2 separate regions of the Mus musculus genome follow, and region 2 is linked to region 1. Evidence: chromatin loops called from intact Hi-C (ENCODE). Cell type or tissue: left cerebral cortex. All regions are shown on one strand. Each heading gives the region's core, and the rest is flanking DNA. Links, peaks and the distances in the headings are about the cores only. Region 1 has its middle 210 kb from the start of 1700012I11Rik. Region 2 overlaps Zfat (zinc finger and AT hook domain containing).

Region 1 (15,880 bases), core at 4,764-12,763:
CACACACACACACACACACACACACACACACACACACACACATACCTCCCATTCTCATCCATCTCTGTTTCTGTGTATATCTCTCTAACTCAATTTCCCTATGAAAAATACTTCTTGCTAGAACTCTGTGATCCTTGAATTTCATTCTTCTCATCTGGGAGCTTGAAAGCCTCTGTCTTGGTTTGGCTTTGGTGGTCACTGAGTTACTAAAACCCAAGCCTCCCAAGCTAAGTACAACAGAGCTGAGAAAGGCTCTGTCACGTTCAAAGACGCCTAGACTTTGTTACAGGACCTCCTAACCTCACAGTCAAATCTGGGACATCAACTCGCAGCAGGACTAAGCTCATCCTCTCCCGCTGGAGTCTTTCTTAAGCAAAGGCACATGTGAAAAGTCCAAATGGAGATTCACATGGAGTGTATATGTATGCCTTTTCAGTAAATACCCCAGCACAATCACTTCCCCACATATTTGTTAAATATTTGTTACAAATGTTATTTATGGGTGCTGCATCATCAGCTGTCCTTCCAACTCACTCATTATTTTAATGGCACACAATTGTGGGGTAAGTCAGTTCCCTTTTCTTTTACTCACCAAAATCTAGACAACATCTACCAAATACCACATGCCAGAGATGCAAACACACACACACACACACACACACACACACACAGAGAGAGAGAGAGAGAGAGAGAGAGAGAGAGAGAGAGAGAGAGAGAGAGAGATTTATATATTTATTTCTACTTTTTCCCCCACTGAATGAGTTTCTAGGAGTGGAAATTGTCAAAACAAGAGACATTAAAATCTGGCAAAGCCTTAATATGCATTGTCTGGTTGGTTTCCAAAATAATTTACACCCACAGTCAGCAATAGAGCACAGGATGGCATGGTTCTGATTTGTGCCAACAGAAGGACCACCTGTCTCTACATGTTATAAAAGTAAAAACTAAAACACATCACTCTCTGCACAGGAGTCATATCAATTATGTCATGGGTGACGTTCATGAGGAAGAGGTATAACTCAGAAACTATCTTTAAGTCTTTTTACCAAGGGGTGAAAAGGCCTCAAACAACAGAGATAAGGAAAGGGTTTTCCCATTTCTGGAGTTTTATCAACTGCTAGGAGAAGTTGAACTCCAAGGTTGACGCTGGTGACTGGTCAACACATGGGGAGAAATCTGTTTTCCATGCCACCCAGGATAATTCCAGGTTATCTACAGAAGAGCACTCTTTTTTATAATAACAGAGAATCCTCCGTACATGCACATACACACACACACACACACACACACACACACACACACACACACACACACACACACACATGTTGGCTCACTTTCCTTATTTGGTAGACTACTTTTAGAAAGAGAAGGGAGACCCAGACCATGGGCAGCTGTAGGACACTGAGTCAACTGAAAATTTCTGAACTGCTGTTTTGCAGCTAAGGGTCAGTCCAGCATCTCTGCTCAGAGAGTCTATCTTAGAGTCTTACTGCTGAGAACAGATACCATGATCAAGGCAACTCTTATAAGGACAACATTTAATTGGGGCTGGCTTACAGGTTCAGAGGTTCAGTCCATTATCTTCAAGGCAGGAAGCATGACAGCATCCAGGCAGGTACGGTACAGGCAGAGCTGAGAGTTCTACATCTTCATCTGAAGGCTGCTAGTGGAAGACTGGCTTCCAGGCAGCTTGGATGAGGGTCTTAAAGCCCATACTCACAGTGACACACCTACTCCAACAGGGCCACACTTCCTAATAGTGCCACTCCCTGGTCTGTGCATATATAATCAGCATCTGTTCCAGGCCTGTTGAAACTCTTCATCATGCATCAGTGGAAACTGCATGGATCTCTGTGGCAATATGGAGTGTGCTTTGAGCAAAGGAGGCACTTATCAAAATTGACTTGAAGATGATGAAGCCAGAATCACCAAGGGAGAGAAAGAAACAACAAAGGAGCATACAGATGTGTGGTTAACTTCATCAGCTTGATACAATCAAGAATTGCCTGAGGAGTCTCAATAAAGGATTATCCAAATTGGGCTGATCATTGAGCATATGTGGTTGCCATGATTTAGGTAATTGATATGGGAAGATCCAGCCCACTGTCGGAGGCACTATTCCCTCAGAAGGAGATTCTGAGCTTTTTAAGAATGGAGAAGTTGAGCCTAGTACATGCAAGCAAGCAAGCCAGTGAGCCTGTGATGCACTAGTTTTCTGCTCTTGTCTGTGGATGTAATATGAATAATTATTTGCAGTTCCTGCCTTGCCCACAATGATGGATGCTAAACCTCACATTGTTAGCTGAACTAAACCTCTTTGTCCCTAAGATTCTTCAGGTCAGGGTGGTTTGCCACAGCAACAGGAATGAATCAGAATTGATGGTAATGGAACAGGCTGATGATCACTGAAATGGGTGGCAGAAATCGGTGATGGTGTAGTGGCCATAAGTTAAAACCAACCTTGGTTGATATTGACACTGTTCTTATACTCACACCTAGAAATAGACTACTACTACTACCATCTCAGGTTGCCAGATAAAGAAGCCATAGCAGAGAAGAAATGAATGCATTAGCCAAGAGACAAAAGTCTAAGTTCCTCATTTTTAGAGCATAGAGCATTACAAAACAGGTTGGATTCCAGATCCCTGAGATAGGTTGGAACCAATTCCATAGTCAGGCAGAAGAGTCCCTGGGTGAAGGGTGCTTCCAGAGCCCTTTCTTCTGGAGTGCAGACAGGTCTTTGATGCCTGAAGACATCTCACAGCACAGATCTGTTAGCAACAATGGGAACTTTACTTCTGCATTAACAACAAAAATCTCCCTGTGACAGTTACTGGGGCTGTACAATCTAACCAGTGACCAGAATGGGTGGTGTCTTCCTACTCAAAGCAGGCTATACCCTGCAGGCCTAGAATTATTGTCCTCCCTAAGGCTCTGAGCCCAGATACTTCTTTAAAGACTGTGTCTTATGCAGCTTCTAGAATCCCAGAACAAAGCTAGAAACTATCAAGAGGAAAGTGATGTGGGTGGAGCTCTAGGCTAGCATCTAATTCTTAAACATACATACCTGTACACACTGCACATATGCATGGAGACACATTATACTATCGTAAGTTCAAAAGGGAAAATGGAGGCATGACATTTGTATATTCTCTCAAGAAAAATCATTTTTACTATGGTATTAGTGCCAATGTCATTTGCAAGGATACATGCTAGGTGAATAAATTTACTAAAGTGGGCTGTGTAAAATAATATAATGTCATCATGGCTTATGTCACATCACCTTTGGGTATTCTCTGGTTCAAAAGAAGGTCACAAGCCACTACCACATACACAAGGGAATGAAACACACAGGTCATGAAAACCAAGAGCTACCTTAACGTTTGCCTATCTCAGAAAAAAAGGAGATATGTCTATTGGTGTTCTAAGAATCAGAAATTAAGGGAAAGTTTAAGGCAGAGAAGGAGGAAGAGAGAAGTGAGACAAAGACAAAGATACAGAGAGACACACAGTGACAGAGAAAGACAGAGAGACAAAGATTCATTTCTGATTTGCCATAAGTTTTCTTGGGTGCCTCTGAGAGCTAAAGAGTCTTAGGATTTCAGTCAGGCAGCTGCAGGTCTGGGTAAGTAGACAGTGTAGCTCTGTTTAGAGGTCAGCAGGTCCAGGGACAGTGTTGATCTCTTTTCATGTGCAAAAGCAGGAAAGACCAGTGCCCTAGATCAAAGCTATCCAGCAGGAGTAAATTGCACTTGCTCTCAGGAGTTCTGTTTTTGTTCCCTTAGGTCATAAACTGACTGAACAAGGCACCCCTGTATGGGGGAGAGAAATCTCTGCAGCAGCCCACCATCTCAAATGTATTTTTTCATCCCAAAACATCCCCATGCATCAGTGGTCCTAAATCTTGCTAATGCTGTGACCCTTCAATAGAGTTCCTCATGGCGTACTGACCTCTATCCATAAAATTATTTTCTTGTGACTCCATAACTACACTTTTACTACTGTTATGGATTATAATATAAGTCACCTCATATGTAGGATATCTGATACGTGACCCCTGTAGAGGTTACAATCCACACAGGTTGAGAACTATTGCAGTAGATAAACCAAGAATAACACATGGCTAAATAGTTGGGTTCCCTATGACCTAGTCAATTCGTAGGAGTTAAGCATCATAACGAGGTTTTCCATGTAGAGGGGCAGCTTATGAACAGTAGCATCGAGCCTGGGTTAGGGTGAAGCGTGTGAATCAGCCTGGGGCAATGAATAAAGAGACACTCACTCCTAAGTGCAGGAGTAGCCGTTAGGAGCAAAAGCCTGCTTACATAGTCTACTGTAGCATACACATTCTATTGATACAGTCTCCAAGGATCTAACAGTGTGGGGGGGGGGGGGAGGAAAGAGAGTGTGTGTGTGTGTGTGTGTGTGTGTGTGTGTGTGTGTGTGTGTTTGTTTGTTTGTTTGTTTGTTTGTAAAACCTAAGTTTTGTATGTAAGAAAATTTTAGTTTAGACTTTAAAACATCCCAAGAATTTGCTACTCATTGCTCATTGGCTCTTTTAGAAAAGCAAAATTGGCATCAGGATGGGTAAGCACGGAGAAAGCCATCTCTGAGTACGTAAGTGGACAAGCAAGAGTGTAAAAGGTTGGTGGCTGAGGGTAAGAGATTAAGAATGGTTGCCATCATGCTTTAGAGGTGGAAGAACTGAAATTAATAACAAGGCAAATTCCTGGATGTTTAATTAGTAAAGTGTCTGAGATAATTTGGGTGTTATGAGAATGGTTGAGATAAAAAATGAATTTGGAATTTGTTTCAAGAATGATTGACAGAGTGTGAATATTGGAAATAAAGATTAGCAACAGAAAGGAGAAAATTCTTGTGCCGTATTGAGAGCATGTAGATGGTTCATTTGTTCTCAGAAGCCTCCTTCAGACTGTCCACATCAGTAAGAAGGAAAAGGCTTTCATATGGGTGTGCTAGTTTAGTGTGTTCTTATAGAAACCTTTTCTTTAAAGAAAGAAAGAAAGAAAGAAAGAAAGAAAGAAAGAAAGAAAGAAAGAAAGAAAGAAAGATATCAGGCAAGATAGTTAGGAGTCTTAGCCATCTCCTAATGGTTATAGGAGAATATTCATGATGAGAATTCCAACCTCACATCTCTTCACAATATGGTATAGTACACATGAGGTGTTGACATAAAGAATAGCAAGTCACTGGGTATTGAACAGCAGAAGATACGAGACAGTCTGGTCCAAGCAGGTAGGATGCAGGACTTTGAGGAACATTCAAGCAGGCAGCAAGTCCAGTGAGCAGATTCAGGTCTCTTTATCATGTTTTGACCTTGAAAGCAATCAATTACCTCTTGTGTACAACATCAACACTCTCTGAGGTGGAAGAGGTCTCTTCCAGTCGTGACAGATAGCCACATTGTGATGCCCATTTCTCACTGGCTTTTGTTTCTCTCAGTGTGGGTTAAGCTCTTGGAGGGTGGCATGTGCTGGGTCATAGTTATTCTCGGTTTTTCAATGCATCTATTGAGCTAATGTAAATGGAAGGAAAGTGAGTTAACAAAAATACGATCTAAACAGCATACAATTACAAATGAGCAAAGGATACCATCTCATTAAGATCTTTTTCTAGAAACAGCAGAGAAATTCTAAAAGAAAGGAGATGAGGGTTGAATGAATGTGTTATTGAGGACAAGGATCCATCCGGTACCTATTTTGTTCTGACACCCTGCAGCCTCTCTCCTCAACAGCATCTCACTAACTCTGGATAATACATGGGAAGCATCGTTACATTATTTTCATTTTCTCCCAAAAACCGAGGGCTCCAGCAATGTGACAGAACCTGCAGAGTTGACCCAAGAGAAGTAAGGCCAGGTGAAAAGCTGGCTGCCTCTGAGCTATAGCTCCCCACTTGCTTTCTCTGCCACACTGGACTGGTGCAGCCCCCCTCTGTTTTCCTGTATTTGATTTCTCCTTTGTTTCTTGGGCCACAGCAACTGAACCATACTCTACACGCCCATTTCCAATTATAGCCTGCAAGTCAGTGCTTCGGAAAATATAATTTACTCTGTTTTTCCAGTGAGACCAAACAGAAAACACAACTGTGTATTTAAATACTCATTAACCTCTTATAGTCCCCCTCTCCCTCTCCCTCTTTTTCTTCCTTCCGTCTCTCTGTCCCAGTCCCTGCTTTCTGCTCCTCTTCTTTTTTCCCCCCCTTTCTTCTCTTCCTCCCCCTCTTTCTCTCTCACTGTAAACTCAGAGTGCCTACATTTAAACATCTCACTAGGTGTCATATGAAGCTAAGACTAATAAGAAAGTGTGTGTGGCATGGAGGGCTCTGAATTGCTTTTCCCCTTAAGCACAACCTTCATCATGCCAGGCTGTGTCTTGATTCAATGCCACTGTTTGACCTCATCACTTAGAGGTCTCCAGTACCTAGCTGTGTAGCTGTCCCTATTTGGATTTCACCTCCTTTAGAGAGAGCAGGTCACCACAAACCTGAGTACTAAAGTGATTTTCTCTCTGAATCAAGACATCAAAGGTCTTCCCATGATGAAGTTTGTCCAGTCCATTTTACAGAAGGCTTGATCAGGGTCCCTTTAATGTCATTTCCAATGGCCACATTACTTTCTATTGTCTGACTAGGAAGGTTTAAAGGGTATGAGATGTGAAGGCAAGCATACTGTCTGATGAACTTTGTGCCTGTACCTATACCAACTCAAGGGTTATTTTCTTAACAGCACTGTTACTAACAGTAGCATCGTTTTTTCACATTGTCTCCAATCAACCACTCAGCCATAACTCCTTCATTTTCATAGTTCTCTCCTCCATGTTGAGACCCTGTTCTACATCTAAATTATTTCTTTGCCCACTTGGTTATGGAATAGTGATGTCACCTTAACCTCAGAATGTCCTGAGGATACACACATCTGTATCTCTCACCAATCTGAATGTTCTTTCGAAAAGTACTGTCCTTTGCTGAACCTTTTTATGAGATTAGCTTTATACAAGCTTAATGTATGATCTGGAAGAAATATTCAATGGCAATATCATCAGATGTTGTTACAAAGTTCCAGAAGGAAAGGCAAAAAGACTATTGTGTGGCAGGTAGAGAAAAACAGCAATGTCTGGATGATAAATGAAATTGAGAAGTCCAATAGAGAAAGGAAGGGATATGTTTTTAGGATTGCAAGAACAAGTCAACGCTATCTTTTGCCAGATACCTCTATATGAATAGGAAGGAAAACTTCACCACCACATTGCAATAATTTCAAGAGAACAGAAGAAGGAAAATATATTCATGGTAGAGTCAGTAACAGGGCCTGAAGCACAGTGGGCTTTCAGAAGATAACTGCTTGTGATGATTAACTTTAATTATCAATTTGACACAACCTAGAACCATCTGGGAAGAGTCTCAGTGAAGGGTTTTCTACATCGGATGGGACTATGGACAAGTCTGTGAATGACTGTATTGGTTTTTTACCAAATTAAGGAAGATCCAGCCTGAGAATAGGAGGCACCCTTCCCTAGTTTGGGACCTGAACTGTGTAAGAGCAGAGTAAGTTAGCTGAGACCTATACATTGTTTCTCTCTGTTCTTGGCTGTGGATGTAATATGATTATGTGCTTCAAAGCACTGCCTTGATATCACTGCAAAAAAAAAAAAAAGAACTATAACCTGGGTAAACCAAAATAAACCCTTTTCCAAAAGAGTTGCTCTTTGTTGGTATAATGTATCATAGCAACAGAAATGAAATTAGAAAAATGCTAGTGAAGAAAAAAATAACAGGGTGAATACAGAGACCTCAAGAAAATGTCCTGAGGACATTGTTCTCATAATCTATAATCCTTCTAAAAGCATAAGAAAAGCACTTAAAAACACAGTATGACTTTTAAAGGCATTCAATTAGGTGATCAATTATATTAAGATATAAAATATATGATAATGAGACTGTGCATCTCAGACACAATCAAAGGAGTTATATTTTCTTATCACCCCTAGAATTTCAGTTCTTATTTTCATGCCAAAACTGTTTACTAGTGAACATGGAGGTGACCCATTTCTTTTACTAATTTACACTTATCTAATTCCCTAGTAACTAATAGTCACTCATTTATTCAGTGGACATTGACAGGGGTCTACAGTAACACATGCCAAACAGAATATTTTTTCATCAGATAGCAGAGTGTCCAGGATATGCAATTATGAGGAAGATCAAAGAGTGCACAGTGTCAGCAGATCATCTGCTGGGTGGAAACAGACCTGCATCATCAACCATTATAACTACACTCATGGTGACTGTGAACTTTGAAGGAGGGATTACTTGGGTGATATTAGTGACAGTAGACTTGGCATTATGGTTAACCATAGGCTCCATTTTTTCCTGACCATATGAGTTGGCCACTAGTCACCAGGTAGGTCAGAGATGTCTGCCTTTGGGCATCACTAGAAAGATCAAAAGGCATTCTAGTAGGGACTTCTTTGCAATGTAAGTTCAGAGTCAGGGCCGAGAGCCAGTGGAAGTGAAGCAGGAGAGCAGCTGTCACTATTCTCCAGAGTCCATTAGGAATAAAGTAAATACTTTTTGAAGAAATGAACACACCATGTGTTTTGTGGACTAGGTGGCCAGAATGGAGGTCAGTGGTCCCCTTTGAACCCCACCTATCCCTGCTGGACTCATTCATGCTCTGATTCCACATGCACCAAAATTCCTTTCTTCAGTCTTGCTATCTGTCAACTTCCACAAATCTCATGGAAATCACATCAAGATGTATATATGTATATTTAAAATGCATGCATATGTGCATGAATGCATATATAGGGTTAAAGCAATATATCATTTTAAGTTTTAGTCCAGAACACTGTGATCAAAACTGCTTTTCCCCTCAGATTGAGAATTAATAAATAAGAATAACCATAAAATAGCTAAAATTAAAAAAAAATCATTGGGGTTGGTTTGATATTCCTTCAGAAGGACGAAACAGAAAAATCCCAAAAGCTAGGTATCTTTTCTGAAGAGTTATTGTTTAAAAGCTGACCTCATGTTTTGTAGAGTTTGGTGCTGTAGCTTGTAAACACCTAATGCATCTAATAGTCATCACTTTTGACACAAAAGAGAAGACTCACCTTAAAGGTTTTGTTTGATACCATGAGTCCTCATTCTGTGGAATTTGGTTTTTCTTTTTACTACCTAGCACCAGGCCTTGCACTGGCAATTATACAGTGATTTTTCACAAGGTCCAGTAGGTGGCGCAAGAGAGCAGGCACTCTGGCCAGTGGCTACAGTGAGGCTTTGGACAAGTTGGAAGCTGACACCTGAATGTTAACTGTCCTCCTCAATTAGGTCAGTCACACATCCATTCAAAGCACATATTACTTCTGTAGTCCTGGCTTGAGGTTTGGGCAGATACACTGACTCTCCGAGTCTCAAAGAACAAGGCCTGACTAGAATTTACTACCTATACAAACATCTTAAAGTTCCATTCTTTTAAGGGACTATGGAGGACGGGTAGATCTTGTTAGGTAAGGGAAATGGAATGGTTATGGATGGATAGGGGGGAAGGATGGAACCAGAGAATCAACTTGGGAGGGGGAGGAGAGAGGGAGACAAAGGAGGGATTATGGGAAAGACAGGGGGACCATTTGAAGGGAAACCTATTATAGTAGAAGCCTCCTAAAATATGTGCATATATGAAGACAATGTAAATAAAATATCCAAGTAACAGGGAGAGAGACCCCCAAGTGAAGATCTCCTGTCACTCAATGAAGCTCCCAGTACTATGATTGGCTTACATCTAATTGAGTTGTTGGTTAAAAGGTTTCCATGAGAACCTGCACACAACCCAGGCTGTTGCCAAGAGAAGTTGGCTCTCCACAAACTGACAGCTAAAGACAACACCAATACAACTCGGGGAACATGAAGTTGAGTTGGTGTCTAACACACAGCCTTAATCCCTATGTTCTGGCATCTTTGCTGCAGTACAGTAGTACTCTGTACACTACCAAAAGAGACACAGAAACACAAACCCAGCCACAAGTGCTTTGATCTACAATACTGTTGTGCCTATGAGATATGTTAGGGCAATGGTGGCAGAAAGTTTCTGGGAGTAACAAGCCAACATCTAATTTGACTGATTCCATCAGATGGAACCCTTACCAATACTGCTTAGGTGATTAAGAACCTGAAATACACACACACACACACACACACACACACACACACACATGCGCACGGGCACGCAAAAATGTTCATTGCAATGAGGCATTGGTCATTGGTCTGTTTCAAGGCCTCTGGCTTCTGCTACATCATCAATACTGTACCCTCACTGAGACTCCTCTTGGATATCCTGTCGTTACCCTGTGTCACGGAGAACCTGCAGCTTTGGCTCTGCAGGACTGGTCCCTTCATGAGCTCCAGCATTTTATGGATGGAGTCGATATCTGAATAGGCCAACTCAAAGCCCTGGATCTGGGCCTGGGTGGTAGCTGAATTGCTCTTCTATACTTGCACCACCAATGCCAGCTTTCCAGCCCAGGTGAGAGGAGGGTCTCCTTCTGTGCATCTATGGACATCCACATGGCCCCAAGCAGCAGCCTAGAGCAGAGAGGTTCCAATGGCTTTAAGAAGTAACATGGGCCATGAGTATCAACTCAGACCTCTACTGATGCAGAGTCATGGACCCATACTCTGTGGCAGCATGGGCCTGAACATCACCATGGCCTCTGGCAACAAGGACAGGATACTCACATCAGGCTGTTTCTCACTATTCTCGTGTCTCCACTTTAGTCTTTCTTCATAGTGAACAAACAGCTCCTCTTGTCTTTCTCTTTCACCTCTTCACCGTGTACTTGACCATTGTATTGGTGACTGACCATGTCACATGGAGATAGTTACTCTTAAGCTGAGGTTGACCTGGGAGTTTATTATGTAGCCCAATCTGGCCTAGAACGCTTAAGGATCTTCCCATCTCAATGTCCCACATTACAATCATGATCTACCAAACCTACTTATGTTAGAACTTGTCTAGTCACTCACTCACTCACTCACTCACTCACTCACTCACTCATTCATTCATTCATTCATCCACTCATTCACTACTTGTTTATTCAAAATATAAGTGTTCCGGATACTGGCACAGGTAAGTTGCAATCAGTGGCTTCATTTAATTATGTATCCAGCACCAACTACATGTAGATCTCTGCTGACTCATGTGCCCATTTCATGGAGAAAAGGCTACAGAAACCATAATCAGTTTATCACATCTCATCTAGTGAGTGAAAGCCTTGTGCCTGGGCTTCAGTCTTTGTGGCAGCTATGACTGAGGAGGTCTCCTTCCCATAGCATCTTTGACTGCAGACAGCGCTTTTCTAGAACCAATGATGGTTTACTTAGCAAATGCATTCATCACTAGGTATAACCTCTCAGGCTATGATAATGGGATGTTTTGAGAGCCAATTCCTCCGTAGATTCTGGCTGCAGCTCCAGTTCAGTTACTAATCATTGTCTGTTTTGTACAGACCCTGGCCAAGCTGTGGATGCACCACCTGGCAGATTCACACAATGGTCAGATAGGTCAACACAAGATGAGGTTTACCTCATCAACATGAGATGATGTCCTCAAAGGCATCAGCCAGGAGCTGAGCCTCTCAAGAAATAACATTTTGCCAAGGCTATATGCTATGCCTGGTCATAAATCACCCCTGATGTAGTAGCTTTCTGTCACAGTGACAAACATCTGGTGAAAATCAACTTAAAGGAGACAATAATTATTTCAGCTCACAGTTATGTGTGTGTTGATGATGTATATACTTGATTCCACATCAATAGCTGTGCCGTGGCAGTAGTCATCAGATGTTGGCAAGCCATCTATGCAGTTTTCTTCCCTCAATATGTTTAAAGAGCAGGATACTAACAAGGGTCTACCCTATACTGCTGTCAACGGAAAGAAAATATCAAGATGGTACCAAGACTGAAAATGTGTCAACTCAAGAGAATAACAAGTGGTTAGTTTTCTGATCTTCTCATGTTAACTTAAGATGTTTATTTGCTAGTAGATGAATCTTTTTTTTTTTTAAATTAAACTATAGTCTGGTGTGCTGGTGTGTGCCTGTAAACCAGCACAGGAAAGTTAAGGGAAGACAAATGGAACCCAATGCCAGTGGAGGCTGGGTAGTAGGACTGGCTAAAACAAACAAACATAGCAAATAATTTGACATGTAAAACAATTTTCAATAGCTAAATATCAAATCATATAAAGTTATTTTAGAGCATTAGCAAAGGACTTTTTGAACTTTTGCTCTTAAAGAAAGAATTCCAGGTAAACGAATGCATCAGGAAGAGAGCGTTCTGGGCGTTGTAATGCACACCTTTAATCCCAGCAGTTGAGAGGCAGAGTCAGGCAGAAATCTGTGAGTGTGAGGCTAGCCTGCTCTATATAGTAAGTTTCATGGCAGCCAGAGCACTATGGTGAGACTCTGTCTCAAAAAGCCAAAAAGGAAAAGAAAATCAGAAAAGAGAAAAGAAAGTGAGCACATAAAAGCAACTTCACCACAGTGTACCCTACAAAGAAGGGCTCCAAACTCCTGGCTTGGTGCACAAGAGTTTTGGGTGAATGGGAGGGTGCTGAAGAGACTTATTCCTCCAACTCAACTATGGCACTTTGAGAGTTGGAGGTGGTTTCAATTGACATGTGATAGCAAATTTACCACAAAAGTACCTGTTCTGGACACGCAGAGGTCTTGTGCAAACAGGAAACTGTTAGGGATGAAGAATACATTGCTTTTCTCCTTCTTGATGCCATTGTATGTCTCCTGAGTGCCCAAATCACTGATGTGCCAGCCAGGTCTGCTAAGAAACAGTGGCTTTTCAAGCCTTCTGGTGCTATAAAAGGAGGTCTGGGCACCACTGGTCTCTGGGGCTCCTTATCAGTTATGTAATCTGACGCATTTCATGAGCTTCTTTTAAACCGTCTGGTCATGCTCAGGTGATTGTGCTTATGGGCTCCTTGGCCTGAAGTGGGATGTGCCTCTGTGAGGACACCGAGTACCCTGATCATAGTGAGGTAGCATGTCTGTGAAAGCCGACAAAAATCCCAGCTCTGGACAAGCCCAGAACAAAGTGTCCACTTCAACTACACATCTTGAAGATGTAGCCTAGGGCACATTTCTGTCTTTTGATTGGCACTTTATTTCATCCCAACCAGGAGAAGCTCTCTTGAGGCTGTGTCTGAAGGATGAGTGTCCATTGTCCAGGTAATACCCTGTACTTCTCATTTCTTCCAGGGGAGAAGAGAATGACTACATCAAAACCAAAGATAAAGGCTAGGCTCAGAATACCTTGCTTTTGGCGCTGCACTGTTTAATGAGAGAGCATTGAATCCCTATTCTTTTGCCATAAGGAAGGTGGTGAGTTAGATGTCTTTTCTGTGGCAACTGCCCTATATGAACTGTATCTAATTCCTCCCTGAGAAGCATCGTGGAATACCTGGAATGTGGTGGTGGTAATATGTGTACATGAATGTGTATGTCCAAGTGTGTTTATATGTGTGTGTACGTGTGTGTGTGTGTGTGTGTGTGTGTGTGTGTGCATCTGTGTGTGTATGCATCTGTGTGTGTTTAAAAGGTTGTACTGTGAACTTGACACAAAACTAGGCATAACAGGAAAGAGGGATCCTCCCTATTGGATTGGCTATAGACACATTTGTAGAGCATTTTCTTCATTGTTAATTGGTATAGGCGTGTCCATCCCACTGTGAGCATTGCAATCCCTGGACATCTGGGCCTGAGTGAGTGGTATAAGAAAGAGAGCTGAATGAGGCACTAAGTAGATTGCCTGGTGGTCAATGAGGCACCATTAAAGTCAAAGGCCAGAGGAGCAGCCTCAGTACCAACTCCCTGACCATATCTGACCACACACCTTGGGCAACTCACAACTTCTTGCTAAGCTTCCTCCATGCCAAGGTTCCAACATGTTCACTCTGAAGATGGGGTAATGGAAATGTTAATTACCAAGTCACCATCAAGAACCTGGTTCTCTCTCTGCCACCTTGACCTCCATAACAGGATTCCAGACCTTATCAGAACAACCACGGGAAGACAAGAGGAAGCATAAATTCCCCAGTCCTCAGCAGATACCCTTTTTGTCCCTGTTGAATCTTTTGCTCATGGTGAGATGTGATTTTCCAGCTCGGCTGCAAATGAGTGATGTGGGCAACAATTCATATTGGTCATTTCTGAGGATCTCCTGTTTTCTCTGTCTATCACCATAACAACCAACATTTCGTGAAAAGAGGAGGGAGCTCACTGCAGCCAGAGTGGGAAGCCTACAAACAAAGCTACCCGAGAGAAGTCAGTTTTTCACAGACTATTTAGCCTCACAGGGACACCTGATCCCCTGGTGTGGTCAGTTTCTTTTTCTGATCTCCAGGTGTTGTCAACATTTGCATACTGAGGGCATCACTCAAATGCACACATTCTTTCTAAAAGTCTATAGCTATCAGATTCCTGCAATAGCTCAAATAGAGAAAGATTTGAAGTGCATGCTATAAGCCAAGAGGATGATAGAGTTTTGGTATCTTAACCCCAAATTTTGGTATCTCCGGCCTGTGGCCTGGAGAAATGAAAGCTATCATGGAGGAAGGAATGGATCCTTCTAAAATTACCTCTATGTACATAAATGTTGTGAACTGTCTGTCATCTTTTCTCACTAGAATACCAGAATACACATTTACCATATCAGTGGCTGCATCTGGCACCTCTTTCTCTGGGTTGCTTCTGCTTAAACTACAGCAGCAGACCCACATTGCAGCCAATAGAACAACTGACAAACAAAAGTAATCCCTGACCATGAAACTCGGGGATGGATGAATCTTTCCAAAGGGGCATGGGACATGGGGCTCTGGTGAGTAGCTGCCAGCCCAGCACCCATTAGTTTACTACTGTGCTCCCTGCAGAGTTCAGATAGAGGCTAGAGGACAACTCTAGGCTCTTAAAAGCTCAGCCACGTGGCAATCCTGGTAATGGCCTGTGAGCCTGCTGCTGTAATTTAAGTAGAGCACACGGAAGCATCTCAGAGCATAACATTCAGGCACTGACGTGATAAATGTGTATACTGGTATTCTAGTAAGAAAAGATGACAGACAGTTCACAATGGAGCAGAAGGAACAGTGTAGACTCAGGGACGAGGATTATGTTAGCTTTCCTCCCTTCTTTTGTAATAGTGTCAGAGAAATCAGGGCTCTCTGGTCATGTGCCAGAGCTTTATTTTGGTGCACCTTGTAATACATGTCAGAGGTACTGTAGCACATGAAAAAAACAGACACTGGCAGGCAAAGACAATGATAAGCCACATGTGTTCCTGAGAATGGTAGAAAGGCCTGAATAATCCTGAAGACTTAGGAATAAAGGCAGGCAGCTTCCATCACAGCCTCGACCAGGATAACGTTCAGTGGCCAAGACCATTCCTCAGATCATCTACAAAAAGGAAGAGCCATTGCTTTATCTTGAACCTCCCTCCAGAAATATGGAAGCAGAGTTCCTGGTGGTTAGGGTTTTGGGGGATTTGAGGGTTGTTAATGGGGCATGTGCTACACATAGCATACTTCTCTGACTCAGATGAGATGACATAGAAGCTCCCAGCTTTGACAGGGAAGCAGGGCCACAAAGGTTTCCTGGTAGGTTATAGGCTTTGGTGAAAGGAGCCATGCCTCATGGGGGTTTAGGTTCAACAGAGCTTAGCTGTGGGAGGTATGAGCAATGGAGAGAGATGTGGAAAGCAAGCTCAAGGATGCATTCTTGATGAAGTCTTGAATTTGGTGAAAGTCCGTATCATCTATAATAGAGACATGTGTGCCTTTTAAATGAACTCTCTCAGT
Region 2 (15,880 bases), core at 4,280-12,279, 780 kb before region 1:
GAAAGTTCTCCACAGTTACTTCTCAACCTGTAGGGACTGGTACTCAGATTTGAATAAAAAGGGGAGGAAAGCTTGCATAGACTGGAAGAGAAACTGCTTCTCCCAAGCCCTGGAAGTCTCAGTTCCCACCCTTTCCCTGCCTGACCCCATCGAGGAGCTACTAGGATGCAGACCATTCACAGAAGTGCTTTCCTGCTTAGAGAGGCATCCCAGCAGGACAGGTTCCAGTTAAGAAACACCTTGCCGGTTTGGGTTGAATAGGCATCAACTCAGGGAAGAGGGTTGTTTGTTCATCGAACTCACCCAGCAGATAGGAGTCAGTGGATTACCATGGCCAGCATGCGAGAGAAGCTTTTGCAAAGGTTTTAGTTCCTTTTCATCAGTGTTGCTTAAGATCTTCTTACTACAGTGAAACGGAGCATGAATCAAACAGAAAACAATTTTATAGTTTCGTTTCTTTTATAAGCAAGAACGGGAAAAATTATGCACTTACAGGGAGGACTGTGTGGGTGTGCTTGTGAGATGTATATTCTGAATTCTGCCATTTCCCTTCTTACCTAACGATGCCATTATACACACAAGACCAGGTCTCCTTCCTCATAGTATGATCTGTCTTTGGCTGTGGCCCTCCACAACTGGTCTCTGATTCCCAACTCCCCCCTTGCTCACCTGAGATCTAGCTGCTACAGAAGCAGCAGTTAGCAGAAGGCAGACGTCAGCCTTCTGCCTGGGATGCTCACTCCTGAAAGATAGCTTTGTCCAGTTCACTCCTGCACATTTCTTGGCCTTCGTCAGTTTGGGTTGACCCAGGAGGACTTGGCATTAGCCATGTGTGGGTTTAAGGCCCCTTCCTCTGGGCTCTAAAACTCCACTCTGAGTCTCAGAGCAATGTCCCCGGCCGGCCATGTGTTAACTATGCCCGGGCTACTCTCTTTCCCTTCTCCCAAAGATGCCTTTGGGCCATTCCCCAGCACAGGGTCTGGTACACAGTGAATCCTCTTACTCAAGTGCCATTGAATGTGTTGGCATTTGAAGTTGTCATCTTTTGTTTTCTTGATGTTGGCTTTGCTGCCTCACCTTTCTCTTACAGGATCTGTTCCATCCCACCTATCAGTACCCAGGAAGCATCATTAGTGACCAACAGAATATAAATTAAAATTATACATAGTTTTAATTTTTTATTATCAAATTAGAGAAAACTTTTAAAGATATACTGGTATTCTTCATTGTTTTAAGTATGGAAAAATAGAAGCTTCTAGATCCTGGTATAATGTTAATGGGCAGTCTATCTCACAGAGCATTCTGATAGACCTGTTAAAATTCTAAATGAGTACACTCTCTCTTTGCCAGAGCAGAGCCTGCATAAATACACAATATATAGTGTTCATGGTGCATTGTTTAAAAGTTGGAGAGAAGAGATATGCTGTCAAGAAAAGTTAAGTGAATTATGTATTTTCTATAGAAAAATACCACAGACATAAAAAAAAAAAAACAGAAAAATGCTACTTATCCATTAGTACATGCCTGAAGCTTGCTAAGCTGAGCATGTGTGAGGCTTTCTCTGTCTTTATAGTCACTGTAGTGTTTCCTATGGTTTTGTCTCTTTTATGCATTTTAAGTTTTCTATGACTTATTTTTTAGATGGCTAATTCTATTTTAACTTACTTTTTTTTTTTTTTTTTTGAGATAACACTGACATCAAATTTTACCATGTCAACAGCCTTGGAGCATACATTTCCATGACTTTAACCACGGTCAAAATATGTATGTTTTTACAATTACCCAGTTCTAAAACATTCTCATCACTGTAAAGCCAAATCAAACTAACACTTGCACCCCTAAGCAGCCAGTTTTCCCTTTCCTTTGATGTCCTGGCACTCACTGACTGATGGATGTGTCCTGGTGAATGTCTACACTCTGTATGCTTCATATGAACAGGAGTCATAAGGCGTGGCCTTCTGTGTCTGGCTCCATTCACTTAGTGTCCTGGTTTCAGGATTTACCTATGTGCTAGCATGTGACAGGTCATTCCTTTTCATGAATGAATGACATTTCAGTGCACGGACATACTATACTTTTATCCATTGGTTCATCATTAATGACAATTTAGCTTCTTTGAGCTTCTTGGCTATAGTGAATAATGCTTCTATGAACATTGATGCACAGATTTCACATGCATATGTGGTTTCATTTATGTATGTACCTAGGAATGGAATGGCTGCGTTACATAATTCTATGTTTAATGTTTTTGAATGGGTGCGTGTTTGTGTGTGTGTGTGTGTGTGTGTGTGTGTGTGTGTGTGTGTGTGGTATTTGTCTCTGTGTGTCTACCAGGATGTTATGTATTCCTCTGTCACTCTCTGTTATATTGTTCTGGGACAGGTCTCTCATTTATTGTGAGCTCAGCATTTTGATTGACTAGATGGTCAGCAAACTCTCAGGACCCACCTGTCTCCGCCTTCCATACATATGCAGCATAGTGAGAGGTTAGCAACAATAACATTATACAGAACAATTAAGATGATAGTCTACAATAAAATTGTCAGCATGGCTAATCTTGCACTTTCCGGCCATTAGTAAGTAGAATAAAGATTGCTTGAGCATAAGTGCTGTGATCCTTGGGTAGTTACTCTCATGACCAAGGTCACCATGGAAGGACTAGCAGGCAGGTAGCACATGCAGTGTACCTATGGTGAATGAAGAGCGGATACCTCGAGATTTCATCATGCTCTGGACTCACTTAGCTCTGGTATTTGGATTAAAGTTGGTCCTGGATAGTGGTGACCCTGAAAAGAGCAACCTTGTTATTATGCTGAGGAGGGCCAGCAGCACAGGACGGCAGAGAGTCACCACCTCGCTGGTTTCCCTGTCACTTCCCTCTTTGATGCAATTGACTTTTGACTAAATTCTTCTCTAGTACATTTTGTCCTTTTGTGTTTAATAGATTGCTTGTATAGTTTAATTTTAAAAGGTATTCCTTAAAACTTTAATTAAAACCCCCTTCTTACAATGAGAAAATTTCTTCCAGTCTTTTATTAGGACCCCCACGTCCTTCTGTTTCTCTGTGAACGTCTGAAGCTTGTCCAGGCTTAGCTTCTCTCTAAGGCTGGCACCCAGGTTTAACCTTCACAATTCATTTTAACTTGAGAGATACTTGAAATGGTTTAATTAAAATTTTAGCTGAGTAGTAATTGATTTATTGCTTTTCTCTCCCTTTATAACATGAAGGCTCCTAAGCCCTCTGCTTTATTTGATAGCCCTGTAATCTTTCCTGTTCACCAAGGATGTGGTCTGCAAAATGACCTTTCACTCCCTCCCTCTTGCAAATTAAGTCTCTGGCAGTGCTCCAAGCTGTGATCCAGAAGACAAAATAGCCAAATGGATCAAACATCAAGCTCGTTCTCCTTGGTGTGTGTGTATATGTGTGTGTGTGTGTGTGTGTGTGTGTGTGTGTGTGTGTGTGTGAGACTGTGATATGCAGTGCTTGGCTGTGTTGGTCCTATATGCATGGAGAGCTGGGTCATTGTTTACTGAAGAAGTTATGGGTCTTCCAAGAGCAGCATTTCATCTCCTAGCCCTTTGCAGACCCCTCAAGGGGAATGTATTCTTTTCCTTTTCATCTTTCCCTTCCTTTCCACTTCTGTGTTCACCACCCATTGACCCTGGGGCTGCTTTGTGCTTGGCTGCTATGCTAGATGCTGAGGGGTCCCAAGTGCTCTGCCTGTGAGCTGTTCCTCTCTGGTGGATGACAGGTACGTAAGAGGTACTGTGAATACAGTGGCTGCGTGCTTTGGAGGTGCTAAGTCTGGCCTGGAGATTATATGCTCTGGCTTGAGGGTAAAAGGAGGCTTCCTAGGGAAATTGATGTCAAAAATGTTAGACCTGTTATTGAATTAGAAAAGAAAAAAAACTTAAAAAAAAAGGGAAGGAAAGAAGATGACTGGTCCTGAGTTTGGCGCAAGGTAAATGTAAAAAAAAGAAAGAAAGAAAGAAAGGAAGAAAGGAAGAAAGAAAGGAAGGAAGGAAGGAAGGAAGGAAGGAAGGAAGGAAGGAAGGAAGGAAGGAAGGAAGGAAGGAAGGACATGACTGGTCCCAGGTTTCAGCAACAAATAAGTGAAAACAATAAATAAAAAGGGAAGGACATGACTGCTGCTAGGTGTGGTGGAGGAGGTTTATTATAGATAAAAGGGATACAACAGCCAGAGGCAGACTGTCTGGGAGAGTCCAGAGTGGTCATGACCCCGAGCCTTGTGAGGAGAAGGGGGAGGGAGAGAGGGGAACCAGGTACAAAAGCCAGGAGACCCAAAAGTACAAAGAGAGCAGGTAACCAAAATGGTTGGATTGTATAGGGAATAACATTCTAGCCCCTGGCCTGAAAAAGTTTAGGGTAGGTGGTAGGGTATATCAGCCAGGAGAACCCTGCAAAAAAAATAAGCTAGGGTCTGAGGGATGCAGGGGGAATCTGATGGCCAGTGCCTGCTTTGATATGTTAATTAAACACCTTAGCCATTTGTCCCAGCTTTGAAACCTGTTTAATGTTTTCTCTTCTGGATATTTGTTACAGATAAAGCCATTATCAATGATGTATGAGCATATTGCTCTGACATTGTTATGAAGTTCACTGACTAAGTCATTTCTGTTCAAACCCTACCTCTGCTGCTGCCTAGCCCTGTGACTTTGGGTCATGCTAACTAATCTTTGCAAGCCTCAATGTGGTTTTTTTGTTTGTTTTGTTTTTTAACCTATAAATATATTTATTTTGCTTTATATGTGTGTATGTGTCTGTGTTTATGTGTGTGTATGTGTGTATGTGTGCCTGCATGTATATCTGTGCATCACATGTGTGCTGGTACCAACAGACACCAGAAAAGGACATCACATTCCATAGAACTAGAGTCACAAGTTGTTGTGAGCCACCCGATGTGGGTGCCAGGAAACACACTTGCGTTCTCTGTAAGAGTTGCAAATATTCTTAACGACCGACCGAGCCATCTGTCTATCATGTTTCTGTTTTCTTGACTGTGTAGTTGGGATAGTGCTGCCGAGGTCCCATCCCTGGGGAGTAAATGAAGGAGAGCCTGTGCAGGGCTCAGCACGGTGTCTGTGGTGTATGCACAGCAGCATGAGTCACCATGGCTGTCCTTTCCACAGTACGTCTGATGAAGCTGCAGGGCGGAAACAGCTTTGGCCTTTGCCTTCTGATGCCTTAGCTGTGAGGTAGAACAGGACGCAGTCTCTTCCCACAGAGGAGTATGGCATTGTGCAGAAACCTGAAAGGCTCCTTCTCTCCAGGTTCTGATAAATAATTCATTGTCTCCCCTATTGCTTCCTAGGCTTTGGAAATAAATGTCAGGGAGATTGACTGTCAGGGCTCCCGCAATGCTAGTCTTTCCAGATTTTCCAGTATCTGGAGCTATACTGACTAGAGACCAAGCTGCCATCTAAGAGCACTGGGTGGCCATGATAAAGTCAGTGTGACCTTAATTCCACTTTGCTTTCTTGGGGTGTGAGCTATTTTAAAAGACGAAATCAAGGAAGTACATCCATTGAGTCAGAGTGAACAGGGATGCAGGCACATCTAAGAGCTACGTTATTTAATGATAGCCTGGTTGGAAAGGTAGTTCATTGTTTTTTGTTAATTTGAGATAGGATTTCCTTGTGTAGTCTTGGCTCTCCTAGAACTAGCTCTACAGACCAGCTTGGCCTCAGACCCACAGAGATCTACGTGCTAACTGCTGAGGTTAAAGGCAGTGCCACCTCCACCTGTAGTACTTTCTTAACTAGGATACTGCCACTCAGAATGCTATGGCTATAGGGAAATAGCATACAGTTGCCATCCTGTCAGCCATTTTTGAGTACACTGCCTACTGTTACAGTGGCCACATCTATAACAGGGGCTCTGTATAGTGGAAACTGATCTGTGTGCTGAGGAACTTGAGGTGGAAGGCTTGTATCCAGGACTGCTCAACTCAAAGGAATTTTCTCTGTACTATACACTGGGTCCATCCAGATGTTTACAGCTGACTATCATTAGTCAGCCCTGAGGGGCTTCAGCAGTAAGGTCTTTGGTAGAGAATAAAGACACCCACTTTCCAGCGCTACATGTCCAGCAAATGGTTCTGGAAAAAGTGCCCGAGCATCTCTGGGTCTTTGGTTTGTTTCCTACTGAGTGAATTATGTTTGGTGTACACATCTCACGAAGTTTTTTTGTTTTTGTTTTTTAAACAATAAAATGAGAGACTAGCGGAGAGTCTCATAAACTTGAGTGATGTACAAAGAAAAGGCCTATATTATTATTTTTTTTTATTTTGTTGGGCTGTTTTGTTTTGAAAACTTCCCCTTGATTATTTGTTTCTTTGCCAGGACTTTTGGCCTTGGATTTACAACGGTGATTTTTTTTTTTTTTTTTTTTTTTTTTTTGATAAAGAACGTTGAACTCACGGGCTCAGATACACAATGACTCTGGCCCCTTCTTTTGTTGGAGACTTAAAACACAAGGCACAGCTCCTTCTCCAAAAGCCTCACTGGCTATTGTCACCTGGTGATCCTTTGCTTCTTACCTGCTGACACCTCTCCACTTCTGTTTTAAGAACCAGCAAGACCAGGAATTAAAAGGCAGCTCAAGCTTCAGGGTTTGTAGAAGGAGGAGGAGAGGAAAAGGACATAGGGAACTGTAGTTGAGACCACATTCAATGTACTAGTGGGTGTGACAGTCTAGTGAGTTCATGGCTGGTCCTGCCTCACTAGCTGTTGGCAGCATCCAAGAGAAGGAGTTAAGATTTGGATGGGGCCACCTTCTAGGATGTGCATTAGGGTCTGATCTGCAGGGAAAGAAATGGACTTGGTGCAGGGGCCGGATGGGAAGACAGGGATATATATGCATGTTCATCAAACTCTGAGCAACTGCACTGGACACTGTAAGGGGAAGCAGAGGACAGAGTGGGTGCCCCCCCCCCCCCCAACCCTGTGTGTGCATGCATGGATGCAGGCATGTGTGTTTGTGTGTATGTGCATGCACACCTGTGTGTGTGTGTGTGTGTGTGTGTTTTGTGCGAAAGGGGAGAAAGCCCAGCATTGAGCTACCTTTTCTAGAGAGACATGACCAATATCTGTGTACCCAGAATAGAATAATGACATACCAGAGACATCCTTTCATCCAGGTCTATCTTGGTGAACCAGTGAGTTTCCTGGGCTCACTTGTAGGAGCACAGAGGAGGGGTTACTTACAGGGGCAAGCATGACCTAAAAACAGCTGCTTTACCAACTTGTCACACTTTGCATGGGTGACAGCCTTCCTATAATTGCATAGATTGAGCCTACCCTTCCTTTAGTCTGTTGCCTTCCATGTACCCTAGCACCTCCTGAGATCTGTGTAGGGTGGAGTGGGCCAGAATCTTAAGAGAGGGTTAATAGCCCTGTCCAGCCTCCCTTCTTTTAGGGATGGTGACAGCCTCAATCTTAGGAGGGTCTGGACAGTGTAACTATTCAAAGCTGCTCCACGTCTGAGAAGACAAAGGGATACATCATGCCTGGTGAACAGTGTTCCCCAGTACCTTGTCTGAGGATGGTGGGGCAGATTTGTTCAGAACAATGGACTGTTCCAGAGCTAGGAGATGATATGGAGACAAAGGACAGGGGCAGGAAGAACCTGGAGCAGAAGGCTAGAACAGAAATGAGTGGACAGAGTCACTGAGGACAGATGACCAGAGCTCAGTGGCAGACCGCGGCAAGGGATTCAGGGAGGAGCAGAGGAGGAACCCAGCCAGGTCTGTTCTGGTTTGACTTGAGGCTGCGTGCTTTTCTTCCCCGCTCCAGCATTCACAGCTCTTCATGAAAATGTGGGTAGTTGACAGCAGCAACTTGTTTTCAGAACTTAAATTATTCCAAGCTCATTTATGAATATTTCATTTTTAGCTAACTAATTGGTTTCGAGGATCTGAATTATGGATGTAGAGGACGGAAGATTAGTTTTGTCGCTGTTGTGTGTGGGAAGCTTTCAGGGCTGATTTTATTTCTTCCTTAAGCACCAGATCCCACACTGCTCATTAGTTCAGTTCATGTGGCTTTGTGGGGTCAGGACACTGGCTGAGGTGCTAAGGGACGTAAGGCATCATCAGGAGGAGGACTCTGCCTGCACAGAGCACCCAGTGTACTGGCAAAGAGACTCACAGACAGTTGGCCCTATTTCTCCTTGTGCTGTGCTCCCACTGTGTGTCACCAGCACATGCCAGCCCAGCGCAGAAGTGCCTGGAAATCCCTGGTCAAAGCATGGGGTTTACACTGAGTCTACCAGTCCTGCAGGTGAGGGCACAGCTCTCCACAAGACACCAGCCCCAGTTGAGCCTTTGAATGGCTAGCTGCAGTTTGGTGGACTGTTGTGACCTTCCTCATGTTTTACTTGCTAGAGAAACTTACAGAACACAGTAAGAGCCTCCATGTGGGACTGTGGAGGAGACTAGGATGGCTCACAGTGGAGCCTTGGGTTTCTCACCCAGGGCCAGGTTCATCACCTCCTCCTGTCCTTGGTGCCCGATGAGGTCAAGACTCACTCGGGAAGTCACTCTAGCTTTCAGTGCACCCAGCCTCTACTTCAGTCTGGAAGACAATACTGCTCTTGTGTGACCTCTACCCTCCTGAGATTTCCAAGCCCTTTCCCTCCCGTCCATCTGGAGGTCAGAGCTTCTGGGTCATATTTCAAAGTCCCCTTCACATAGCACCTAAGTCAAAGCTTTCAGGCAGTCATAGACATACCTATCAGGAAGGACGTAAGACCTTTAGGTCACCCAGGGCAAAGGCCATACCTCTCCATGGGTGAAATTTGCCTTGACTACATAGTTGCATGCTCAGAGCATTCAGAGAGCAGCTTCTGTCTGCGCAATAGGGCTTTGCTAGCCATGGGGTTAGGGCTGGGCCACAGACTTCAGTGTCACGTGCAGCTGGTGGGTGTGAGGTGGGTCTTTTATAGATTCTGCTAATGCTGCTTCTTGGATGTTAATTGCTGTTCCTTCAGGTTGCACAGGCTGCTGTAAAGAATAATAATAAGAAGTTTGCAAGACATTGACATAAAGGCTTTGTTCTTATTCCATTACTGGATTCCTTCCTTGAACCTTCAGTTGCCTGGTCCTTCTCAAACACAGTCTCTGTCCTTGGTGGGAATTAGGGCTGGCAAGGGGACCAAAGGGCTTTGGGATGTTGGCTGCTTTCTTTGTCCTGTCTCTTAGTTTGTCTTCATGTCTGTATTCACTGTGTCTTCCCATTTCAACCCACCCCACATGCCTTACGTGAGATGGATTGAAGTCTGAAATGGTCCAGACTACCTAGGCTGTAGCCTGGATCCTCAGGCAGTGCTGACCTGCGGTTGGCATTGTATCTCTGCAGAGGCTCTGCCCTACAGGGTGCTCCCTTCCCAGGAAGTTTCCTGTCCCATTCCAGTGTGCAGTGTCCCTGAATGCTTGAGGTCTGTTGCATTGGCTAGAGTGCCACAGTCATGCAGCTCTGCCCTGCAGATTGCTCCCATCTCCCTCCCTGCTTCGTGGGCTTGGGTGACTCCCTTAATTAAAGGGTTCCACAAGTTGAATAAAGTGGCTGGTGTTTCCTTTTGCAAGCCTCATCTTTATTGAGAGCAGGAAGAGTCCTCATTCCACAACCAAGCCTTCACGTAAGATGGTGCCAAACCCTAGACCCCTCAACCCTGAAGGGTTGTCCAGTGACAGCTCTAGCATTGGGGGTGTCATTAGTCTGAGGCCACACCCCTTCTTGGACTATCTCAGAGTCTTTCCCCAGCATATTGCATCCATAGAACTGTATGAGTCCCAGTTCACATGATTGCATGTGCAGTTCTACCCACTCCCTGCTTCATTCCATCGTCAGTCTGTAGATGAGTGTCTTCATGATGCGCACTAGTGGACAAGACTGCTTTGTAACATGGCTTGGAACTCACTCTGAAGCAGTTCTGATCATGCTATTTAAAAATCGCCAGGTCACTAGGCAACTTGAAAAATATTTTATTATCTTTCGCCCTATAATTTGTGGCTTTACATTATAATATTTTTTCCTCCTCTTTGCCAGGACAATTTGAGTCTTTGACATAATCAGAATAGTTGTGTAACTCATTAGGAGTGTGTTCCTCTCAGCAGTCCCTGAAACCCTTCTGCAAAGGAAGCTTGAAGCACGTTCTGAGCTCTGGGTTCACGTGGAAGCAGGGATTAATAAGGGACAGGATTTGTGTACTTCCAGCCACAATATGAACTTGTACCCCTTCCAGCTTTATTGAAGGAGTACATGCAAAGGTTTTGTCCAGTTGATAGTCTTGAAGCAGGATATTGCAAAATCAATTACCATTAGTAGATAGATACATTGACATTAACATTAAAGATGCTTGCAGCTGGTAATTTGGGGAACTGCTTCAGACCTCTTATTTTAATAAAACACATGACCATTCCTACACAAAGAAGCTAAGTGTAACTGTCCTGCTTTGTCCCCGCATGTGACTGCCTCCTGCCCTGTTGTTTCTTTTACAGAGTTTTTGGTTATGAAGAGAAAGAGAGGGAGGCCTAAGGGTTCCACAAAGAAGCCCAGCACTGAAGAGGAGGTGGTAGAAAACCTCGTGAGCCCCAGTGAGGACGGTCCCCTGGCTACAGAGGAAGGGAGCAGACTGGCCCCCAGCAGCTTGGAGTGTAGCAAGTGCTGCCGGAAGTTCTCCAACACACGCCAGCTGCGCAAGCACATCTGCATCATTGTGCTGAATCTGGGTGAGGAGGATGGAGATGCAGGTTAGTGGGTGAGGAGGATGGAGGTGCAGGTTAGTGGGTGAGGAGGATGGAGATGCAGGTTAGTGGGTGAGGAGGATGGAGATGCAGGTTAGTGGGTGAGGAGGAGGGAGATGCAGGTTAGTGGGTGAGGAGGAGGGAGATGCAGGTTAGTGGGTGAGGAGGATGGAGATGCAGGTTAGTGGGTGAGGAGGATGGAGATGCAGGTTAGTGGGTGAGGAGGATGGAGATGCAGGTTAGTGGGTGAGGAGGATGGAGATGCAGGTTAGTGGGTGAGGAGGAGGGAGATGCAGGTTAGTGGGTGAGGAGGATGGAGATGCAGGTTAGTGGGTGAGGAGGATGGAGATGCAGGTTAGTGGGTGAGGAAGAGGGAGATGCAGGTTAGTGGGTGAGGAGGAGGGAGATGCAGGTTAGTGGGTGAGGAGGAGGGAGATGCAGGTTAGTGGGTGAGGAGGAGGGAGATGCAGGTTAGCGCTGCATGCCAGGTTTTTATCACGAGCGGTGACAGCTAATACCTGCTTTCAGGCTTGTTGCTTGGGAGTGAGTGCTGTGTGCTTGATCGGGTCTCTCCTTCTGGTTCACTGGCTTCTTACTGAGCTTAGAGTAGTCCTTGAGGTGAAGATGTTATGCAGTAGGTCAGACCCATGGCATGCTGGTGAGGGAGGAGATGTGGGGATTATAGCAGTGGTAAAACTCTTGTCTCTACCTTGGTGAGTTCATGTGTTGGGAGACTGGGGAGCTTGAAGCAAAGTGTGGGCGGGCAGAAGGGCGGTCATCAAGAACATTCATTCTAATGTGAGCACAGTGGACCTGGACAATCCTGAGTGTGAGGAAAGGTGATATCTCAGTGGAAAGACAGAGCATAGAGAAGCACGCTGATTGGTCATTGATGACTGAAGACTAGACTGCTAGACGGTACCGGCTGTTCTTGGAGATAAAACAGCATGGGCTTCCTTTGGCTATGTTCCTGGCTAGACTTCAACTCTGAAGCAAATAAAGTGAGGCTGAGAGTGGCCCCAAGCATGACACGGAGTGGGTATTCCATGGCACATTTGCAGAGGGCCTTTTGGAAGGAGTTGCAGAGCTACACCAAGGGCACCTGCTGTGGGCCTGGGGTTGTTTGATGCTCGGGCTCTTTTCTGTCTTCAAGGTGGGCTGTGCTGTGCTGTGCAAAGTGTGCTATGGGGAGGCCCAGCATGTGTCACGTCTGACTCTGCCCCAGCTTTGCTATCCTGCTGCAGCTTCAGTTCCGTCATCGATAACTCAGGAATAAAAACTGTTCTTTCGTGTGAGTGCTTTGAGTATTAAGCGAGACAGGAGTTCTGTGGAGCTTAGCATAGCAATCGCCGTGTCAGAAGACCCAGTGTACATTAGTGCTGTTAGCTGTTCTTTCCATCTCGTTCTAGCACGTTTGTCCTTCTGTGTTCTGAGGACAGCACACTTCGACACTGAAGAGCAAAGAAATCTGCTTTTGTCTGTTAGGTAACAAGAGGACCTGGCCTTTGACCCCAGGCCACTCTCTTGAATTGCTGTTTTGAAATGTTTTGTACTGTAAATGTCTCCCACTGATGTAGTAAGATGCTTGGCACGCAAAATCTCAGCACAGATAGGATGGATTATTAAATAATTCATCAATTTATACTAACAGGTGTTCAGGTGGGTGGCCGAGGCTCATTGCCTGCACCTGTGGCAGCTGATTAAAACATCTTTCCAATTCCCTGAAGAGCTCCCGAGATGATCCTGTGGCTCTTGCCACTTTGTGTGCTTAACAGAACCCTGACACAGCAGTGGACTGGCTGCTGTCCCTCAGTGTGAGATGTCAGTGTTTAGGCGGGAGGGAGGCGTCTGTATCTTGACTTGGAACCTAAATTCATTTGGAAGGTTTTAGGGAGAAGTTGCTTAGGGTAAGGTCATACCACCTCTGAAGCTGAAACTTAGACAGCCCTGGCTCTGTAATTCACTGATGTGGGTTACGGGCATTGCTGTTCTCTCTCTGTGTTTCTTCTCCATCTCCCCGGTGTCTTGTCTTTTTTACATACTATGTGCAGACACATACATATGCACAAACACCTACAGCTCCTCTCTTCTTTTCTGCACCCTACCTAATGCTTGTTACGCCTTCAGCAGCTCTGGCCAAGGCAGCCTTTCTGGTTTCTGCTGGTCCTTCGAGAACTAGTTCTCTGCCGTGAGTGCCGGTGGCCGTGGCTCCACATCTTTGTCCTGCCATGCCCCCAACTTTTCTGAAGATGCTTGGGATCAGGGCTTTCAGTCTTTTGCCATACTGAGTTCTCCTTTCTGCCTCCCAGACCTAGGTCTGATTTTGGGGCACAGTAATAAGTCCTTATATAGCTGGCCTAGAACCTATCTCTATTTTGACACCTTGTTATGTGGTACTGTGGCATCTTCAGTCCCCATATTCCAGTGTTGAGAAGCCAGGGCACAGTCAGTGACAACTTGTGTTACTATTTTTCTTGTGGATTATAAACAACTTAGTACAATGTCTTTATGTATGTGTCTGTGCATGTGTTTAAATTCTTGACGGTAGGTCTGCCTAGTCAAAAATTCGTTAGTACATTTCTCCATAGAAAACTCATACCAACTTATGGCCAGTAAAGGTCTAGGAACAGCATTGGATGTTTTAACTTTTGGGGTGTGTGTGTGTGTGTGTGTGTGTGTTTGTGTGTTCATGTGTATACAGATAGGCATGGGAAGGTGAAGAGATCCTCAGTTATTGACCTTCAGTGTCTGTCAACTAGCCAGGATCTCTCAGTGGCTTTGAGCTCTGTATTAGCCAAGCTACTCTAGAATCACAGACTGTATGGAATGATTTTACAGTGGCTACCCGTGAACAGAAAGTCCAAGAATCTGGTAGTTGCTCAGTCCCACTAGGCTGGGTGTTTCAGCTGGTCTGCTGTATACACTGGAATCCTGAAGTAGATGCCAGTGCCAGTGAAGAAATGAATGTGCTAGCCAGGTGAGGGAAGGCAGGCAAAGAGCAACAACTTCCTTCTTCCATGCCCTTATATAGGCTTCCAGCCGAGGGTGTGGTCCAGATTAAAGGCATGTCTTCCCACTTCAAGATCCAGGTCAAAGGCTTATGTCTTCCTACCTCAAAGATCAGGGATAGAAGTAGATTTATCCACTTCAGACCAAGTAGAAAATCTCTCACAGGCCTGCCCTCCATTTCTGAATTATAGTTTATTCAAGATATAGTCAAGTTGGCAACCAAGAGTAGGCATCACAAGCTCACTTTGTCAGCTGGCTATGCTGCCTGGCCAGAGAAGCCCAGGGCTCTGCCTGTCTTTGCCGTCCATTACTGACATTCTAAGAGTGCTGCCTTGCTTGTGTTTTGAAAAAGCTTCTTACTGTGGAGTCTGGGGTGAACGCTGATCCTCGTTCCTGCAAGGTAAGCACGATACTGACTGTGCTGGCTCCCTCGTCCTGTGGTTTCCTTTTTACAACACAGGAAATCCCGAGAAGGCAAATATAACTGACTCTATGAGTACAGGTAATATGCCTGTGACACTGCCCAGGAGGAAAGACCTTACTCCACCCTTGGCCCAATACATCTTGTCAGGACTCTTCTGAGATCTCCTTGCAGTTTACAGTCTAGCAGATACACTTTTAGAGTTTTAAAAATTTTATTCCTGTTTATATGTGACTGTGTACCTGGTGTGTGTGTGTGTGTGTGTGTGTGTGTATCCCTGTGTCTGTGAATACTTGCCACATGTATGTGGGTGCCCATTGGAGACAGAAGAGGTCATGGGATCTTCTGCAGCTGGGGTGACAGGTAGTTGTGAGCTGTCGCACATGGGCACTGGGAACTGATGTCGTGTTCTGGAAGAAGTGTATGCTTGTAACCGCTGAGCCATATCTTTACAACTTTTTATTGTTTTGAGAATTTCATACATGAGTATATGATATTTGCATCATTTTTACACTTCCTTCTCTCTTTTTCAACTCTTCCCTCACCTCTGTCTTGGGGCTCATGCCCTCATCTTGTATAATTATTATTGTTATATACATGTACACGTGGTATTTGTGTTTGTGTGTGTGTGTGTGTGTGTGTGTGTATGTATATATATGTGTGTGTGTGTGTATATATATATATATATATATACATATATATATATACCCATATATACATATATATAGGTTTGGGGCTGACCACTTGAGACTGGATAAGCTATTTGGAGGTCTCTGGAGAAAGTTGATTTTCCCCCTCTAAATGTTTCCTAACTGCCTATAGCTCTTCACTTAGGAGTGAGGCTTGGAACATTTCCACCATCCTCTTGGCTCGTCACCTGGTATGGTAATTATGAATGTTGTTTTAGGCAACCGTAGTTTTGAGATTTCACAGGTGCGGCATGTCTATCATGTCTAAAAGATACTGCTTGCAGCAGGCATCCTGGTCCTTTGCCTCTTCCCATCCCTTATTTCGTCCCCATCTTCTATAGTTGTACTGTAGATATGTAACTGAGGGTGAGCACCTCAAGGTCACTTGTTCTTTGCATTTTTGATCAGTTGTACATCTCAATAGCAGCCTCCAACTGCTGCAAAATGAAGCTTCTTTGATGAGGGGTGAGAGCTACACTTTCCCATGGATATAAAAACAAGTGTATAGAATATAGCAAGAAGATATATTGATTTAGGGACATGGTCGTAGTGGTTTCTCCTTTAGGGTCTGTAAGCTCTCAAGCAAGGGATAAGTAGCCAGGTGTACAGTATCAGGCATTCCCTCTTATCGAATGGCCTTAAGTCTAATCCATTTGCCTACAAAATTAATGATGGTTGTTTTTTAATAGCTGAATACTATTCCATTGTGCAGATGTATCATATTTTTAAAATGTATTCTTCAGTTGAGGGGTATCTTAGATTGTCTCCACTTTCTGGATATTACGAATAAGGCTGCTATGAACATACTGGAGCACATATCCTTGTGGGATGGTGAGACATCTTTTGGGTATATGTTCAGGAATGGTATAGCTGGGTTTTGAGGTAGAACTATTTCCAGTTTTCTGAGAAACTGCCAAATTGGTTTCGAATGTGGTTGTACAAGTTTGTACTCCCACCAGCAATGGAGGAGTGTTCCCCTTGTTCCACATCCTCTA

What was found. A loop is a pair of places that touch in the nucleus more often than their neighbours do. Peaks named below come from ENCODE experiments on the same cell type or tissue, not always from the same donor. Only the 100,000 strongest peaks of a DNase experiment are listed, where the experiment ranks them.
Region 2: it touches region 1 in a loop (4-fold over the local background); 4 of 42 quality-filtered maps call a loop at or near these places.

What each region holds. Positions count from the first base shown.
Region 1 is chr15:67,427,874-67,443,753 of GRCm38, reverse strand. No RefSeq gene overlaps it. Among named protein-coding and RNA genes, the nearest start is that of 1700012I11Rik, 210 kb to the right of the region's middle. In left cerebral cortex, for the core only: a CTCF peak has its summit at 9,255 (motif pointing right); a DNase peak (open chromatin) is centred at 9,263.
Region 2 is chr15:68,207,485-68,223,364 of GRCm38, reverse strand. It overlaps Zfat (zinc finger and AT hook domain containing), which reads left to right. Exons shown (of 16, transcript NM_001145888.1): 3 at 10,521-10,772. Among named protein-coding and RNA genes, the nearest start is that of Zfat, 43 kb to the left of the region's middle. In left cerebral cortex, for the core only: no CTCF peak of the experiment used is centred there; DNase peaks (open chromatin) are centred at 5,092 and 7,810.